Regions from separate parts of the Homo sapiens genome. Here regions 2, 3 and 4 are each linked to region 1. Evidence: chromatin contacts called from ENCODE Hi-C or POLR2A ChIA-PET data. All regions are on one chromosome and are shown on one strand. The core of a region is the stretch at or near the end of the contact, and the rest is flanking DNA. Distances in the headings are between cores, read along the strand shown. Region 1 overlaps SGIP1 (SH3GL interacting endocytic adaptor 1). Region 2 overlaps PDE4B (phosphodiesterase 4B). Region 3 overlaps PDE4B (phosphodiesterase 4B). Region 4 overlaps PDE4B (phosphodiesterase 4B).

Region 1 (2,912 bases), core at 235-2,734:
GAGCTAAAAGGATTCTGAGGCAGGATGGTGGGAGATGAGAATGGAGAGGCAGACAAGGGTAAACAACTCAAGGCCTCAAAGGCAATGGTAACAGGTTTAGATTCTGGGACAGGTGTAATGCGAAGCCACCAGGGAGTTGTGAACAAAGGAGACCTGATTTACTCACAAAAGACCACCTGGCTGTTGAAATGTATTGGAGAGGGGCAAGATTGGATTCAGGGAGAGAAGGCAATTGCAGTGGTATGGGGAAAAGACAGTGGTCACTTGGACAAGGGAGGTGGCAGTAAAGAAAAAAGTGGCCACTTCAGAGAGAGGTTTGTAGATGAACATCAGGACTTGATGGAGAAGCTGTCAAGAAGACTTCTTTCAGCTCATTCACTGCAAATAATTAACTTGTATAATTGATCATTTTAATAGCATGCATGCATGTGGGTTTGTGTGACTGTGCATATGCATAATAAAGACATCAAATTCAGGTTTAATAGTTAGAAAATGTGAAAAATTACATTGATATAAACATATTTGCATAAGTTTCTTTTATGTCATACATGTAAAATTCCATCAAAACAATGATCATTACAATGAAATTGTATTAACTATTAAACCTGAATTTGATGTCTTTATTATGCATATGCACATGCACAGTCACACCTACACACACAATTGATTTAAAAAGAAGGCCAGGCGTGGTGGCTCATGGCTGTAATCCCAGCACTTTGGGAGGCCAAGGCAGGCAGATCACTTGAGGTCAGTAGTTTGAGACCAGCCTGGCCAACATGGCGAAACCCCATCTCTACTAAAAATACAAAAATTAGCCAGGTGTGGTGGTGGGCGCCTGTAATCTCAGCTACTTGGGAGGCTGAGGCAGGAGAACCACTTGAACCCAGGAGGCGGAGGTTGCAGAGAGCTGAGATGGTGCCACTGCACTCCAGCCTAGGCAACAGAGCAAGACTCTATCTCAAAAATAAAATAAAAATAAAAAGATGCTCATACAATGAAAGGATTTTATTCTTGTTATTTGGCTCATTTCCCACCATTGTCATCCACTGTCTGTTGATAATGAGTAAAACAGACGATGAACAAACTGTTGCTGATACAGATTTTCTTACCCTGTCTCTCTAACCACTTGAGATAGTTGGCCATTAAAACACGTATATGCATATGCAGTCACACATTCACACACAACCACCCACAACAAATTTTGATAGCTGGTAAAAGTTCTGTGCTTGAATCTACAAATATATCTGAGTGGTGGTAATTTCACTATAGTGCGACCCTGTTGCTAAGATATATCCCTCATCTAAGTACAAAGTACTAAGCCACATGTATCTCTGAAAAATTTATGCAAAATCATATTTACCAGCAGAGAAGTTGGGGGTTTGGCAGGACGTGTTCTAACCTGCTGAAATTTATCACCCGAAAAGTCAGAGCAGCTGGGGACGGGTTGTTGGCAAAGTGTCTGGTGATGCCAGCAGGAAATGACAACACCATTTCTCCGGTAATCTTAACGATACATCTGGCATATCAAAACACAGAGAGGAAAGAGAGAGAAAATCCATGTCAATACACTGAATCAAAACTGCTGTGAAAAACAATTTATGAGGCAATGTTAAATAGCAGAAGAGATAAAAGGCAGGCTCTTACAATTCCATTAAAAAATACTTTAACTTCTATTTTAGGTTCAGGGGTACATGTGCAGGTTTGTTATATAGGTAAACATGTGACTTGGGGGTTTGGTGTACAGATTATTTTGTCACCTGGGTACTAAGCATAGTATTTGACAGTTTTTTTTTTCTGAACTTTTCTCTTCTCCCATCCTCCTCCCTCAAGCAGGCCCTAGTTTCTTTTGTTCCTCTCTTTCTGTCAACATGTTCTCATTATTCAGCTCCCACTTATAAGTGAGAACATGTGGTGTTTGTTTTTCTGTTCCTGTGTTGGTTTGGGAAGGATAATGGCCTCCAGTTCCATCCATGTTCCTGCAAAGGACATGATCTCATTCTTTTTTTATGGCTGCATAGTATTCCATGGTGTATATGTAACACATTTTCTTTATCTAGTCTATCATTGATGGCCGTTTAGGTTGACTCTGTGTCTTAGCTATTGTGAAGAGTACTGCAATGAACATACCAATGCATGTGTCTTGATGATAGAATGATTTATATTTCTTTGGGAATATAACCGGTAATGGGATCTCTGGGTCAAAGGGTAGTTCTGTTTTTAGTTCTTTGAGGAATCACCACACTATTTTCTACAATGGTTGAATTAATTTACACTCTCACCAGCAGTGTATCATTTCTAACTTATCTGAGAACTCAATGGTCAGCACTTATTTTAAAAAGTGACTATTTTGTTTTATGTGTTTTGAAATGTAAGAAGAAAAGTACAGCTTTTCTCTTTCTGTAGAAGTCTATAGCTTCACCTCATGAATAGAATCCTCTACTCTGGTGGTTCTCCCTCACTTTGATTTCTGAATCTTTGGCAGCATATTTGAAGATAGTATATTGTACAATGTTATCACATTATTTCCTGGACTTGTCTTACTTAGCTCTTCGAGTAACATGAGTAATGCCTTTAGCATGTTGTTTTATGTACTCATGAGGTAAAGTTTTTGCCTTGCACTTAACTAGTTCTTCATTCCATTAATTTGTCTATTTGGTCAAAATTGTAAACTCAGTCATATAAGTTAACACAATGGGATGATAGCGTGGAAGGAAAAACAATTCTTTTTTTTTAAAAAAGGCTTTATGAAGATATAATTGATATATAATAAACTGAACTTATATACAGTGTAAAACTCCATGAGATTATATGATGTAAAATCATCATACAATTAAGAAAATGAACATTTCCATCATCCCTGAAAGTTTTCTTATGCTTTTTTGCAATCCCTTTTTGTAATCTCTCCCACTGCC
Region 2 (2,912 bases), core at 247-2,746, 480 kb after region 1:
TAGAGATGCCACTTTGCAATTTGAAGAACATGGATGGAAAGATTCCAAAAGTTTTTAATATGGTCAGGCTTAGCCACATCATGGGACACAGCATGATACACAGTCATGGGATAGGGGCAAGTTTCTCAATCTCTCAGAGTCCCAGTTTCATCATCTATGGAGTGGGGATAATAAAGACACCTACCTGACAGATTAACAGAGATAACATAAGAACATGAGCTCGGCTCCATGGGAAGTGCTCATTAAATGTTATTTCCTTTCACTCTGTTATGTTTGTATGTGTGTGTTCCTCTTATCTTTCTTATTTAGCTGTAACCTCCCTGACAGCATGCACATTTTTTGAGAATGAGATATGCTTTTAACTCATCTGTGATTTTTACACTGTTTTGTTTGTCTTTTATCACCAGAGATTGACACAATGTGTGGCACAAAGGAGAGAATCAGTAAATTTTGCCAAATGACTGAAAAATGAATTTGGGCCCACACAATGATTGAGATATTTTAGGGCAGGGGTGCGTCTATTAAAATGTGCTGGCAGAAATGCCTCAAGGAATATTTTTTTGCTGGTAGCTTCAAAATTCCCCCTTTCACCAGAGGGTGAAATTTTTGACTTCCCTTCCAATAGCAGAAGAGAACAGAGTGGAATTTTCCAAACTGGAGACCTTAGGGAGCTACTGATACTTTTATGACATATAATATAAAAACAATTGTATCTGTGCCCAGAAACCTTTTAAGGCATGAATTCCAGAATCCAATTTTATTTGGTTTTGGAAATTTAATAAATGGGTGACACAACCTAGATCTTGTTCTTTAAATAAAATTTAGAGATTTACAATTAATAGCGGCAAAACAAAAATATCAGCAGTGCTTTACAGGGCGGTGGAGTGTGTTGTGTCTCACCAAGGAGCCAGGCAACAAGTGGGCATTGTGTTAAAGTTTCAGAGAAGGGACACAGGCATGTGTCTGAATGACATCTTATTAAAGTCACCAAGCAAAGGCTACTGAGACAGCATGCATATAACCAATCACCATTTTTCCTCTTTGCTGGAGCCTCATGAAAACTGCACACACAGCTGAAATTTCAAGTGTGATGTATAAAAAGTGTTAAGGTTCTCATGCCATAAATGACTCAACAGTTCAGGAAATGAAGCAAAATAATTTTTTTAAGGTATCAGTAAAAGATGTAAAGTAAACACTGTGTCTAGGTTTTCCAAAACCCTTGGAGACCCCAGCTACATATTCCGCATGCTATAGAGCATTAATGTCCTTAAAATGGTCATCACGTCACCCCTGCTCATATTCATTTTCTTCCTTCATCCTTACCATAGATTAATGGGGAATTGTTGTTGCTGCCACTGTGACCTGGGTAGAGATGAGGTAAATGTGAAACTGGAAGCCAGACAGAGCTTGTACTTACTGCTCGCTTGGAAGAGAAGAGTTTCTCGACATCGCCTTTGGTGACAAGTCATAGTCGCTGTCTGATCTGTAGAGAAATGACTCTCTGCGCTGGCTGTGCCCAGGAAAGGTGGCGTGAAGTACCAGCCCAGCGGAAGAGCTGGCCTGGGGATCCAGTGGACTCCGACCTGGGGAAGGGCCATTTTCCACATCAAAGCTTAAAGAGAAAGTGGGAAACTCTGGTCACATGATAACCATGGAGGAGGACACATAGTATACACTGAGAACCAACGTGTGGCAGGTACTATACACTAAGCATTTTACATAAAACTGTATGTACTATGGAAAGTTTTCATCCTCAACACAGCTTAGAGTTGCAGTCATTATTATTTTCATGTTATGTATAGGAAACTGAGTCGCACTGAAGTTCAGTTATTTACCCATGCCCACCATTAGCAAATAATGGAGCCAGAATTTGAACCCAGGAGCAAACTCCATGGCCTTTCAGTGACATGAGTAACTTGGACAAATTCGGCGTTGGTGCCAGGCATACAACAACTTGGTGATAATAAGCAACTTTAGAGGGGGCATTCAGCACAGCTCTAGGTGTCAGACCCTGAACTATCACATGAGTAAAGTCTTCCTGTCTGGAAGACTTCTTCCTGTCATGAATAAATATCACAGTCTCATTAAATATACAATACACGTATTTCTAAATGTTTCAGGAACAAAGTGTTATCCTGACAACCTCCACTGGGTTATTAGATGGGAGGCCCAGCCTGAGATTTAATATTCATCTGCAAATTTAACCACAGAAAATGACTTAATTAATCTGCTAACACCAAATTACTCTCCAAGGCTGCAGAGCTTTGTCTCTGGGGGAGGATGCATTCACTGGCTCCCACAGAGGAGTGTCATGAGGTTTCCTATCGGTCTTCGTCACTCTAGAAAGGTGCCCTCAAGCCCAGAATTATTTGAACATGCTCTGATCAATGAACACACAGACGGGAGCAGTAGAGATTTTGTCTCTTGTTTTCTGTATCCACGCTCCTGGTATTTCCCTGGGCACTGTGCCCTTTTCACATTCTCCTTTATCATTACATATGCATTTTTTCCTGCACACACAATCTCTCTTAGCCTCAAATTGACAGTAATCCTCTTCCCTAGTATTTCTCCAGAACTCTCACTGCTCCCCAGCTAAAGCTTTGCAGAGAGATGGTGAACAAAAGATATGGGGCTGAGGATGCTCCTTTTTTCAAATTAGACCACAACAGTGAATTTCCTGTATACCAATTCAGCGGCCATGATTTATGTCTACATTCTTGGTTCTTTCCTTTCACTAGTTCTTACAACCAGCTCACTTTGGGTGGATTTTGCTTATATTTCTTCACTTTACAAAGTGCTTCCCAATACATTATTCCATTTACTCCTAACAACCCTGTGAAGTATATAAAATGATCCTACTCTACATTTGAGGTAAATGAGGCTTAGCAAGATGTAAATACCTTTCTCAGAGT
Region 3 (2,912 bases), core at 139-2,638, 390 kb after region 1:
ATATTGATTACAGAATGAGGTAAAGAGCTTAGCACAATGTTTGCATACACCTGTAAAGGTAGTTCTGTTGTTTACTAATATTATTCAATCAATAAACTGAAGAGCTGGGTCTTTTCCAATTATTTTGTTTTATAGAAGAGAATATGGAAAGATTCCAAATAGTTTTATTGTCTATATTACTATACCTAAGTAAAGGCAGGGCTAGAACTCAAACTCATGGCTTATTCCTAGGCTCTTTTCACTTTATTTTGCTCCCTCCATAATTTAGTCTATATAAATCTGAGCAGTAAAGAGAGAAAAGTTGAACCAAAAAAATGTGTGAGTGCCCACCTGGCTACCAGAACTGATTTTAATTCTATTCTGCCCTCTAATCCAGGGTCACCTCTAACATGTGTGGGGCCACACACTGTAAGTCTAAATATACAAAGATATACATTGAGCTATCTCCTTTACCTTGACAGATATCCCTCCATAACAGCCTGGAAGGTCAGGTTGAATTTAGAATTCTTGAACTCCTTGGATATGGGTTGGCCCTCCTCTTTCCCCATGTCCTTCCATCTCCAGGGACCTGTGAGCAGCCGTCGTGAGCCCTGGACCGCAGCCTGCTTACCCAAGTTCCTCCTACACAAGTCTCTTCACACCTCTCATTGCTGCCTCTTGGTTAAACTCCTTAGGCCTAAGGGTGTGTATGCCTGCAGCACATCCCAGGAAGAGGCTTGTGTGGCCGGGAAGTGGGTTCAAAGCCATTTGGACAGAGAATGTGGGGGTCCAGCAGATGCAAAATGTAGTTTAGAGAGGGGAGCAAAGCTGCTCCCTTGGCCCGGCCAACTCCTTACTTCCTTGGGTGGAGGGCAGCAGAAGGAAGGCCAGGCTAAGGCCCTCTGATTACAGCACAGGGCCCAGCAAATGGATGCATCTTATGCTAAGGGCGGCACTGCTGTAATCATATCATTACATTTTAGGCAAAAGTGGCATGAATATTCCTTTCAAGGACTGAGCGCCTGTCTACCCTCTCTCTTACAGAGTTCTAAGATGAATCCATTGGCCAGTAAGATCTATTTCCTGTCAGTTCTGCAGGAGCTGGCATTTTCCATAGTTATTGATTATTTAGTTAAATACAAAATGGTTCACCCCTCATTAGGGCAATCAGCCTGTCATGATCACCATCCAGTGTCATGCAGCCTAATTCCCAGCTGGCTCGGGGCCTGGTAGAATAGTGTGACTTTATCCTGCAAACCCAAGAGCACTGGCAATTAGTTGCCTTTGTGCTCCATGTTTAGTACTGTAGTATGGCTGCACCTGAAGAACTGGAAAAATAAGCCTGCATAGCCAGGAGGACTCACTTCCTCATGATGGTTATCTGTAGCCGACTTCACAATGCCTTAAGAGAAGAAGGACCATCTATCTTCCATTTCTATCTTAGCAAACATTTACTCAAGTGCTAAGTCCTAATGCTTCATTCTAAAAAAAAAGTACTAATACACAGGGCCACTCTTCAACAACAGAATATCCATTTTCACCCAGCAGCACCCAACCTTTGTTCTGCATATAAAACAGCCCCAGAGCCAAACCAATGGAGAATGAAAAGGACAGTGGAGGGCGTTTGTGGGGGAAGTGAAGACAGTGACTAGTTGCTTGAATATAGCTTTTCTGAATACCACAGTATGTTCATCTTTTGAAAAACATTTAGCATTCTGGGTAAGAATGACCCTTTTGACGTTTTTCACCTGAAAATTCTAGGTGAAAGACTAGGTTTCTCAGTACAATGAGGGAAGGAACACCTCCCCATTCCCCGCCAGTCACAATTACGCCTCCCTGGGATTGTTCTGGGTTGGTCCTTCCTCAGCCACTGTTGTTGCAACCCTGTACTTTACTGACTGCGTCTGTCAGGAAGGAGACAGGAAATTGTAGTCACCCTCACAGCAGCTGCGCCATTCCTCCTATCCTCCTCTAATGACGTTGGTTGGCTTTGGTGACACGAGGTCAGGAACTGAGCCACAGTGAAGGTCAGGAAGATAGGTCACTGTTTATGCCGTTGTTGGGCTGGGGACCCTGCTGAGGCTATTTGCTTTCTTCCTTTCTATACTGTTTCTCTTTCCGTTCCTCTTTTTATAATGGAGAGCCAAAGCATCCTGTTTTCAAAACATCTGACTGTTTTGCCACTGAGGAACTCATGCTCTGATGCATTTTGCTGAAGTGTAAGACAATTCTTCTAATTCAGGAGGTGATGAAAATTGAAACACAAAATTAATGAACAATTCTAAGAAGGCAATCTGTTGTTAAGCAAAACGGCTAGCTCTAACATGTCTAATCGAATTTGGGCAGCTGGCAGGAGGTTCACTAGCCATCCTTTTCATCTTAAATAACAATACCATTGCCTTGTAAAACTTCTGCTGAACTTATTCCATCTTCTAGTAATTCTTGGAGGAAAATAATTTACAAGACTAACCTACCTGGCAGCACCATTCTCTAAAATTCTGGAATTCCATCTGGACTGTGGCCAGCATTAAGGGATCAGAGAAATTTGGGCCAAACAGAGGACGATGTTTCTTAGCTAACTCTCTAGGCTATGAAGTACATTTGAGAAAGTCTTTTAGGAGATTTGAATCACTCAGTTTTCTTCAAAATTTAAAGGATTAAGGAAAACAAACAAACTAAAAAAGCACAACCCTACCTAGATGAAGTAAAGATGAAAGATGCTTGCTTTTCCTCCACCAAACACAGTTAACTCTCTACCAGTTGCATGTAGACTGCACTTATGTAATTCCCAAATACCCCTCAGCATAACACAATTTCACCTATCGCTGTTCTTAAGATCAGACATTGCAAACAAAACTTAGTGGCCACGTAGCTGAAACAGAACTAGGAACACAGAGTTTTTGCAAAAATGTAGTGGATACCACTGATAAGTA
Region 4 (2,912 bases), core at 118-2,617, 360 kb after region 1:
GCCCTACCACATAGCTGGCATGCTCATCAAGGATAGAATGTTCATCTCCACAGGGAGAGGGGGATTATGTATCCACGGGGGACTTGTCTTCTGTTGCAATGTCTATGTCAGTCTCTCCCAGGGAATCTCTGTTTTCTGGATCAATCACACAAAGCGTCTTTGTGCTGCTGAAATAGCTGTGTCCCTCTCCCTCCTTCTCAGGTCCTTCAGAATCTTCCTCATCGAGAGTCAGTTCAAACTGAAACTTCTCCATCAGACCCTGGCAGTCCCTGTTCTGCTCGTCCAGTGGTGGTGAGGGACTTTGAGGTATCATGCTCTGATACCAGTTCCTGTTATCTTCTAAGGTATCGAGAATGTCCTGAGCATCAGGCTGTACCAAATCTGCCCATGTCTCCCACAATGGATGGACAATGTAGTCGATGAAACCAACCTGGAGAAAAATAAGATGACACATCTGTTATTGTGATGGTGCTTGAAAAGTAAACAAGGTTTCCTGGTTTCCATGCAAAGAAAGAACATTAATAACTTCAGAAAGATCAATCATAATGGATTCCATGATTTGGGCACTCACAATACAGTGGGTCTTACACTGAATGCAATCGATGTATTCTCTCTTAATCCTGGAAGGTAAGTATTGCTGTTTACTATTTACAAAGGCAGAAACTACGACTTATTGAGATTAAATATCTTGTCAGAGGTCACATAACTAGTGACTGGTGGAGCTGGGACTCAGTCCCAGCTTCATCTGATTCCAAAGCCCGTGTTCATCTTGCTACAACAGACTGCATTTCCTTTTATGTGCGCCAGATAAGAAGTCTGGATGGAATCCTCATGATTTCCAGGGACCCAAAGACAAAGAATGACTTTGCCACTACTTGGATTCTGTGAGTCATTTTCTGAAGAAGGCAGGCCCAGGTCTAACGTGTTTTGACTCAATATTTTTTCCTTGTTAACTTTAAAATATGTTGCTATTCCAAAGTGATGAGGAGCTGGCTCCTGACTACTCTGGAATTTCTCAAGTTCTGTGGAATGCTTTTGGCTGGTAGAGGAGTTTGATGAAACACGTGAAAATACTTTGAGCCCTGAAAGAAACACATATCCCCTCGGTGGACATCCATGCAATTGTTTTGGATCTACAGAGCACGCAGTCATTTCCAACAGGTGAAAGAAGGGAAAATAAAAAACAATTAAGCAGTTCCTTTTGCTGATGTTCCTGTGATTAAATACCAGGCTTATGGCTCTGTTATGGTTTACTCAGGGGCTATGCATCCTGCATGAGCTAGCAGTGTGGCCTTACGCTGGCCTCCTCATTGTTGGACAAACAGGAAACACTGGGGGTGGGGACAAGTAGAGAGAAAGAACAGGCACTAGTTGAATGAGGGAAGGGAATTCCCCTGCCATGGTCTGGGGAGCTACAGAGATGCTGCATTGGGATTTAGGGGTAGATGGTCAAAGGGCACCCACCCATGGGACATTATATAGGTCTCTTTCCACACTACTGGAAACTTTCCTTTATTAACATGTTGGTAATTGGCCAGTCATTTAATACATCCAAGTTGTACTGTACACAAGAACTTTGGTCATATGTGATTCTTTCATAAATAAAATTATATATATATATATATATATATATATATATATATATATAGTATGATGTGTGTGTATATATATATATATATATGTATGATGTGTGTATATATATATGTATGATATATATATATTTTCTTATTCTTCTTCTTTCTGGTGCTTTCCTAGCCTTAAAAAGGAAGTTTCACAGCAAAGTCAGGGAATCTCTGATCTATACTGGTTACAAAAACTCAACCGTACATGATTCAGATATTTCTCTCACTTCCACCCACTCCTTTTCCCTCCCTTTTACTTCTTTATGTGTGCTTAATGAATGTTAGAGACTATTTTCAAGGTGTTTTCCAGGGACCCAAAATAACAAGCTCAAGGTAATGGAGAAAATTGAATAAGCTGAACACAGTGCAGTCATTTCCTTTCTTCGCTTGTTTTGCTTCTGCTAAGAAATGCTGAGAATGTTTTTGAAAGGTAGCTGCTAGTTATTTATTCCCTAGATCACAGGACGAGAGAGCTGTATGAATCCTGAGAGCACCCAGTAAAGAGCTTTACTGCTGGGCCAATCAGACAGTGTTCAGCAGAGCCCATTGGTGGGAAATACCAGAGTGGATAACGATGTCATGGCAACAGGAAGACCTGTCCCTAAGATGGAGAGTGAAGAGCTTTGGATGAGAGAGCTGCTGTAGTGGACCAAGAGGACAGCTTTGCACCTGACATGCTGGGGAAATATCTACTTTATCTATCTTGCAAGGCTGTTTGGGGATCCAAGTAAGATAATGTATGGAAAATGTGTGAAATGCTCCACAGAACATCATATAAACATAAAACATCACTGCTATTAATAAAAGGGTGTTATTCCTCCTTACTGATTCATATCTTGTTCCACTTAAGCCTTTGGGCTATTCGAATTAACCCTCATTAACAATGTTAACTTGCATTTTTACAGTATATTAGACTTCAGAGCACTTTCACAGATTTCTTTCTTTTTTTTTTTTTTTTTTTTTTTTTTTTGAGATAGAGTCTTGCTCTGTTGCCCAGGCTGGAATGCAGTGGCACAATCTCAGCTCACTGCAACGTCCGCCTCCTGGGTTCAAGCAATTTTCCTGTCTCAGCTTCCCGAGTAGCTGGGACTACAGGCACACACTACCATGCTCGACCAATTTTTTGTGTGTTTTTGGTAGAGACAGGGTTTCACCATGTTGGCCAGGCTGGTTTTGAACTCCTGACCTCAGGTGATCCGTCCACCTCAGCCTCCCAAAGTGCTGGATTACAGGCATGAGCCACTGTGCCCAGCCCTTTCACAGATTTTTTAAACTCATTTAGTTGGGTTT

What was found. A loop is a pair of places that touch in the nucleus more often than their neighbours do. ChIA-PET counts read pairs that join two places held with the same protein, here RNA polymerase II (POLR2A). Pooled maps may share reads with other maps.
Region 2: a map of tibial artery shows a loop between it and region 1 (8-fold over the local background). The contact joins two enhancer-like sites. A Hi-C loop is called at or near these places in 64 of 168 maps with a recorded cell type or tissue (A673, B cell, CD4-positive, alpha-beta T cell and 42 more), 35 of 37 single-sample maps with no recorded cell type and 48 of 50 pooled maps. POLR2A ChIA-PET finds 5 or more read pairs at or near these places in 1 of 52 experiments (activated naive CD4-positive, alpha-beta T cell).
Region 3: a map of endothelial cell of umbilical vein shows a loop between it and region 1 (12-fold over the local background). The contact joins two enhancer-like sites. A Hi-C loop is called at or near these places in 1 of 168 maps with a recorded cell type or tissue (endothelial cell of umbilical vein), 1 of 37 single-sample maps with no recorded cell type and 5 of 50 pooled maps. POLR2A ChIA-PET finds 5 or more read pairs at or near these places in 3 of 52 experiments (H1, OCI-LY7 and activated naive CD4-positive, alpha-beta T cell).
Region 4: a map of endothelial cell of umbilical vein shows a loop between it and region 1 (11-fold over the local background). The contact joins two enhancer-like sites. A Hi-C loop is called at or near these places in 1 of 168 maps with a recorded cell type or tissue (endothelial cell of umbilical vein), 4 of 37 single-sample maps with no recorded cell type and 6 of 50 pooled maps.

The regions. Positions count from the first base shown.
Region 1 is chr1:66,727,868-66,730,779 of GRCh38, reverse strand. SGIP1 (SH3GL interacting endocytic adaptor 1) reads right to left here. Exons shown (of 25, transcript NM_032291.4): 20 at 1,361-1,516. Among named protein-coding and RNA genes, the nearest start is that of DYNLT5, 23 kb to the left of the region's middle. Within about 2 kb of position 1,484, at least 2 of the 41 ENCODE cell types and tissues checked have a DNase peak (open chromatin) inside an H3K27ac peak, as active enhancers do; they include A673 and endothelial cell of umbilical vein, where a contact is called at or near this core.
Region 2 is chr1:66,246,160-66,249,071 of GRCh38, reverse strand. It overlaps PDE4B (phosphodiesterase 4B), which reads right to left. Exons shown (of 17, transcript NM_002600.4): 4 at 1,418-1,612. Among named protein-coding and RNA genes, the nearest start is that of PDE4B-AS1, 200 kb to the right of the region's middle. Within about 2 kb of position 1,496, at least 4 of the 41 ENCODE cell types and tissues checked have a DNase peak (open chromatin) inside an H3K27ac peak, as active enhancers do; they include A673, where a contact is called at or near this core.
Region 3 is chr1:66,335,212-66,338,123 of GRCh38, reverse strand. All of the region lies in intron 8 of PDE4B (phosphodiesterase 4B), which reads right to left. Among named protein-coding and RNA genes, the nearest start is that of SGIP1, 200 kb to the left of the region's middle. RefSeq lists enhancers at 1,029-1,078, 1,139-1,188. Within about 2 kb of position 1,388, at least 32 of the 41 ENCODE cell types and tissues checked have a DNase peak (open chromatin) inside an H3K27ac peak, as active enhancers do; they include endothelial cell of umbilical vein, where a contact is called at or near this core.
Region 4 is chr1:66,369,831-66,372,742 of GRCh38, reverse strand. It overlaps PDE4B (phosphodiesterase 4B), which reads right to left. Exons shown (of 17, transcript NM_002600.4): 17 at 1-430. The coding sequence ends at 65. Among named protein-coding and RNA genes, the nearest start is that of SGIP1, 160 kb to the left of the region's middle. Within about 2 kb of position 1,367, at least 14 of the 41 ENCODE cell types and tissues checked have a DNase peak (open chromatin) inside an H3K27ac peak, as active enhancers do; they include endothelial cell of umbilical vein, where a contact is called at or near this core.